Regions from separate parts of the Mus musculus genome. Here region 1 is linked to region 2. A link is a contact called in ENCODE POLR2A ChIA-PET data. All regions are on one chromosome and are shown on one strand. The core of a region is the stretch at or near the end of the contact, and the rest is flanking DNA. Distances in the headings are between cores, read along the strand shown.

Region 1 (2,923 bases), core at 281-2,780, 410 kb before region 2:
CAGCACCAACATGGTAGCTCACAATCATCTCTAACTACAGTTCCAGGGGATCTGATGTCCTTTTCTGGTGTCTGCAGGCACAGACATAGAGGCAGGCAAAAAACACAGATAATGAGAGAACCCCCGGTATAATAAGAGATAACCTGAAATGCTTCAACTTCATAGTCTTGACCAGTACTTTCCTTGTATGCATGCTTACATATTTCCAGTGATTCATATCTTGAGTGCCCTGAATGGGCCTCAGTAGGACAGTGATTTTTCACAAGACTGCACACCCCTTACAACATCCCCGGGAAGAGGAGCCACAGAGTCTCAAAGATTAGTGACCAAGAAAGTCTGCTTGTGAGGCTGGAAAGATGGTTCAGCTTCAATTCCCAGCCCCTCAAGGTGGCTCACAACTGCCTGTAACTCCAATTCCAGGGAATCTTGGTGCCATACACAGACGAAAACAAACAAAATATCAATCACAAGCCAAGGAATCTCACGATAGAACAGGAAAAAGACTAAAGCCTGAGAGCCACCCTGTAGGTAAACTTCTCTCAGGAGACTAGAGCAGAAAATAATGACTTCTTACAAATCTGGCCTGCTGCTTAAAACCTCATGGACTCGTCTACGAGTGTGTAGGAGAGGTAGTGTCACTGAACACCTTTGTCTCTCCTCCCAGTGTGGCCAGACTAAATCTGTTTTTCTCTTTACTATGTTTAACTTTGACCCAGGCTTACTGAGTTATTCTCAATAGCTCAGGTAACTGACAAGGAACTGGTGCTCTTTACTGAGATGAGTGGCGTTCCCTAAAGAGGAAAGAAAACCAGGAAAGGAATTTGGGAGAACTGGCTGGTGGGAAAGATCACATCCAAGATCGGGAACGCCAGGAATGTCATTTCCGAACAAGGGTTGCTGAATGACCGCTACTGAAAAGATGCCACTTCCGATTCGATCTGCCGGTAAAGGCAGCTTTTACTTATCAACTTAACAACTCTACTACAGCCTCCTAAATACTGATGCTAAAGTATCAATCAAGCGAGTTGCCGTTAAGTCACGCCTCTACGGAGGGATGGACCGAGCATAGGAAGCAAGGCCTACCGTTAAGAACCATCATTACTATCTACACGGAAATCATGCTGTAAAGGACACGGGGGCGTGGAGGGTGGCGACTAAAGAACCGAACGCGAATAGGATGAAGCACACGTAAAGACTAGCGACTCCGAGAGCGGAAAGTCATTTTGTCAAAAGAAGGCGACAGGAGAGGCAAGAGAAGAAAAGTGGGGAAGGAGCTTGGTCCAAGGCGAAAAGACCACTGGAAGGCACGAGGGCCGAGTCATGGCGGGACGGAGCTGGGCAACACTGGCCAGCTTGGGGAGAGAGGGGCGGAGAGAGACATCCCTTCCCTGAACTCACTGAGCACGAGCACTGGACGGTGGCCCATCATGGCGGCACGACGCAGAGCCGACTCTCCAGAGCTGGGGGGAATCGGCAGAACCTTCTGGAGAGAAGAGCAGCGAAGAAAACGCTGCCTCCTCAGGAATGACACAGAAACCTGCTAACCTCTGAAGTGCCGCCAATCACCAAACTCATTTTATTGATTGACAAAAACATAGGCCAATCGACAGTATTAGCCCCGCCCTCTACGCAAGAAAGGCAAGGCAAGTTAGATAGAGAGGGCATGATGTAGGGGACTGGGAGACGCAAGCGCTTGCGCACTGGCGTGGCCGCTCCCGGCCGCGTGCGGCCAGAATGTCTGCGCAAGCGCCAAAGCACGGGCAGTTAGCTGGCTCGCTACAGCGCATGAGTACCCACTAGAGGGTGGGTGCTGGGGTGGAGGCTTTGGATTAATGCTGTAGGTAAGATCATGAAGCTCTGTTTTGTCCATCGGTTCTCGTCCGACCGTGAAGGCCAAGGAAGGCATGATAGTTCTCTACTTTTTATTTCAGCCTTAGCGGTAGGGAGGAGTAGAGGAGCCAGAAATACCCGTCGTGGCCCGAGAGATTGAGGCAGTGTAAAAGTGGAAGTTGTCCTACGGGGCGGGGAGGCAACGACTCGGCTCCCCGCCTCCCCGGAGCATGCTGGGAGTTGTGGTTTACTGCTCTAGACGCGCTGGTTTTCTTTTTTAAAGAAAAGGAAGGAAAATTCTTGTTCTTTAGATGTACCTATTTTTTATTTTATGTGTATGGTTGTTTTGCCTGTGCGTATGTAGGTGCACCACTTGTGAGAGGCGATCAAGCGGGAGTCTGATCCTCTGGAACTGGAATTGATTGTGAACCGCCACGTGGGTGCTAGGAAGTAACCCTGTCTGCGGGACCATCTATTGCTCTTAACTGTTGAGCTATCTCTCCTGTCCTAATGTCTTACTTCTTAGAAAAATACGTTGAGTCTAAGGCAAAAAGACATAAAGGAGGATCGCTCACATTTCCCCCGAATATCCTAAGTCGTGTTTCTTGCAGTATTATGAGTCTTCTTCGCCCCCTCCCCCCCAGCCTGGTCACTGGTTAGTGACAAAAGAAACTAGAGTTTTTGTTTTTTTAATTACCGTATTATCTTTACCAGAGTTCTAAGGCTGGCCTAAAACTCGTCGTAAAGACCAGGCTGATCTCAAACTGGAGACAAGCCTCTTGCCAGATCACCCCATATAGGAAAAAGACAAAACAAAACAACAAAAAAAATAAGGCTAGTAATTAAACAGAAGTCTCAAAGAGTCATGACATGTTTGTGATAGATTTAAAGTTCGTATTTGGTATGCTTTGTCTTCTGCAGTGAAAAGGCACTAACAAAAACTGCCGAAGGGAATTGGAGAAAAATTAACAATTTCAGAACAGTTGTTTGTTTGGTGTGGTAGCACACCCCTGTAATAAACTCCAGAGGCTGAGTCAAGAGGATAGCGATTTTCAGTGGCTTCAGTCTCCCTGGACCACATAAGGGAGGCAGC
Region 2 (3,018 bases), core at 22-2,521:
CTGCTCTTAGGAGCAGGGAGGTACCCACAGAGAGATGGGTTCATGTATAAAGGACATGGCAAGTAGAGGGCCCTCAGTTAGAGGGTGACAGAAGTGATCCAGAATCACAGGGAGCCAGGGAAGAGCAGTTGCACAGCACGTCATCATAGACGGGCAGTATGTGAAAAAGCCTGCAGTAAAAGTGGGTGGATATGAGGGCCATACGCAAAGGCCGAGAAGACAGCACATCCAGCCAAGAAATGAATGCCAAAGACACATGCACTGTAGGGTGGGCACAGGTGATCAACCCCTAAGAACTTGGAAGTGTACCGGGCCATAGTCTGTCCTTTTACTGAGGTAAAGTGATTAATCTCCAATTCTCCAATACCTTGCCCTAGTTTCCCGTGCTTCTCACTAGTTGCTGAGGAAGGAGCCCAAGTCCCCACACTCATGGGGATAGCGTTCATGGGAGGTGTGTACTGTTACTAGATGTATACTGGTGTATTCATTGGTTAAGAGCACTGACTCTTTTTTTTTTTTTTTTTTTTTTTTTTTTTTTTTTTTTTCTGTGAGACAGAGACAGGATTTTCTGTGTCACCTTGGCTGTCCTGGACCTCACTTCATAGTCTAGGCTGGCCTCGAACTCACAGATCTCCGCCCGCGTCTGACTTCCTAGTGCTGGGATTCAAGGTGCATGACACCACCCTTGCCATGCTCTCAGATGCCTGCGGCCTCGTTTTCTTTCTGGCTTCGCAATCTTAATTTTATAACGTACCCTAGAGCTTTGTCTTTTCTTGGGGTGCTTTGTTCTAACACCCAGGTCGACTCGGAAGCATCACTGTTTTATTTACAGGTAACTTTCCCTTTAAGCTATTTACTTTCCCAGACTTCATCACTTTCCCGACAACACTTGCAGTTTCTAAGGGTACCACAGCTCCCATAATCCTTAGCTGCTCTGAGGAACTTCAAGTACCGAAATGCTCTAAATGCTTACGTGCTACCGCGCTGATCCATGGGGCTTGTAGTAACATAGGACTTGAAAGGACACACAACAACAAACAAACAAACAAACTACGAATCCCAGGAATCACTGCATCAGAGGAAGCTTTCGCTCAGTCTTTCTGCGCACCCTTTACGCCACCTTTAGACTGCAATTCCCGCCATGCTTTGCACTGAGTTCCCGGAGGTAGAGAATGGGGTTGTTGCTAAAGTCTTCTCTGGGAATTGTAGTTCTTAAGTCTGTGAGGTGAGTAGTAGGCGGAGTGACTCGGCGGCCATTAGGTGTGTGTAGTTGCTTGGTGCTAGGAGCTTAAGTGTAGCGGGAATTCTTACTCGGTGGAAATCAACCCTAGCCATGGGTTCCTGCCGGGGATAGTTCTAGAGCACGGAGCAGGAGGCGCTTTTCGGTTCCCCGCCTTGCCCGCTGGTAGGGCCTACTAGGCCGCCGGGACATCCCGGGTCTCAAGTAGGCCTAGTCTGCCAGCAAGGGCGTCCCAAAGGCGGGAGGCGCCATGTCTCTGGTTGCTTATGCCAGCAGCGACGATAGTGAGCCGGATGAGCCGGAGCCGGAGCCGGAGCCGGAGGAAGAGGATGTGGCGGCTCCTATGCCAGGGCCCACTTTAGGAGGCCTGTTCGCTTCTCTTCCTGCACCCAAAGGCCCGGCCTTGCTGCCCCCGCCCCCCCAGATGCTGGCCCCAGCCTTCCCCCCGCCGCTCCTGCTGCCCCCGCCCACCGGAGACCCCAGACTGCAGCCGCCTCCGCCGCTGCCCTTTGGCCTGGGCGGCTTCCCGCCACCTGCAGGAGTGAGCCCTGCTGAAGCTGCGGGAGTTGGAGAGGGGCTGGGGCTGCCATCGCCTCAAGGCCCTGGGCTCAGTCTGCCCCCAGCTGTGGGCGGTGTCGGACCCCCCTTGGGCCTTCCCAAGCCAAAGAAGAGAACCGAACCGGTTAGGATAGCGGCGCCGGAGCTGCAGAAGGGCGATGTGAGTATGGAGGGGGGGGGCACCTCAAGTCCCATTGGGCTGGAGTTTAGGGGTAGGAGGGACTTGTAACCATAATGGAGCTCGACAAACGCATCCGTTGACTCCGAGCCGCTGGAATCCTCTTAGAAGGCGGTTAAATTCACCTGAACTTGCCTGCTTTGGGGAGTTAGGGTATTGGCCATGAGGCATTCTGGAACCTGGGACTTCCTTGCAGAAAGGGATGCGTGGTATCCTTGGTACTGACAGGCTTAAGGCGCATGCATGGAGACAATTCTTTCCCTTTCAGCATCTTTATCTCAGTTGGCTTCTCTTCCCATATTGAGGGCAGGTTAAAAGTGGCGCCTGAAGTGACAGCTGGTGGGACTAAAGTGCTCCTGTTGAACATCCAGGACCAGCCTTATCCTTTGCCCCATCTCTAAAATAAGAAGGCTGGAAGGAGGTAAAGGACATGAGTGGAGTTAGAGAAGAGATGGAATGTTTACTTATTTTGACATGGTTCTAGTATTGTAACCCAGGCTTTTCTTGAATCACTGTGTAGCTCAGCTTGGGCTTCAACTTGTGATCCTCTTGTCTCAGAGTCCAAGTGCTGGATTAAAAAGTGTATTACACTATCCCTGGTATAAGAAATTGAGTATTGCCTCTCCCTCACCCCCACACACAATGGGAGTTGGACTTGTAGCCTCCCTCACACATAGTAGGTAAATGCTCTTCCACTGAGCTACAAAACCCAGCCCTGTTTCCATTGTTTATTTTGAGGAATGGTTTTTCTAGATTGTCTAGACTGACTTGAATTTTAGATTGTTCTGCTTCAGTCTCCCCTGTAGCTGGGATTACAACCTATAGAAGCAGGATTTGGTAGTCCAGGCTGGCTTCAACTTTAGTAGCTAAGATTGTCCTTAAACTCCAGATTCTCCTCCATCTCCTTCCTGAGTGCTGGGATTACAGCTGAACACCACCATGCCTGCTTTATGCAGCTTACATTCATGTCTAGGGCTTTGTGCATGCTAGGCAAGCATCCTTATCAACTGGGCCATATCCTCAGCCCTAACATACTATTTAC

The links. ChIA-PET counts read pairs that join two places held with the same protein, here RNA polymerase II (POLR2A).
Region 1: POLR2A ChIA-PET joins it to region 2 with 10 read pairs in embryonic stem cell. The contact joins the promoter of Cct3 here to the promoter of Prcc in region 2. POLR2A ChIA-PET finds 5 or more read pairs at or near these places in 2 of 5 experiments (Patski and embryonic stem cell).

Annotation. Positions count from the first base shown.
Region 1 is chr3:88,295,742-88,298,664 of GRCm38, reverse strand. It overlaps Cct3 (chaperonin containing Tcp1, subunit 3 (gamma)), which reads right to left and starts at 1,530. Exons shown (of 14, transcript NM_009836.1): 1 at 1,399-1,530. The coding sequence starts at 1,429. Tsacc (TSSK6 activating co-chaperone) reads left to right here and starts at 1,666. Exons shown (of 4, transcript NM_001357024.1): 1 at 1,666-1,841.
Region 2 is chr3:87,883,815-87,886,832 of GRCm38, reverse strand. It overlaps Prcc (papillary renal cell carcinoma (translocation-associated)), which reads left to right and starts at 1,271. Exons shown (of 7, transcript NM_033573.2): 1 at 1,271-1,958. The coding sequence starts at 1,491.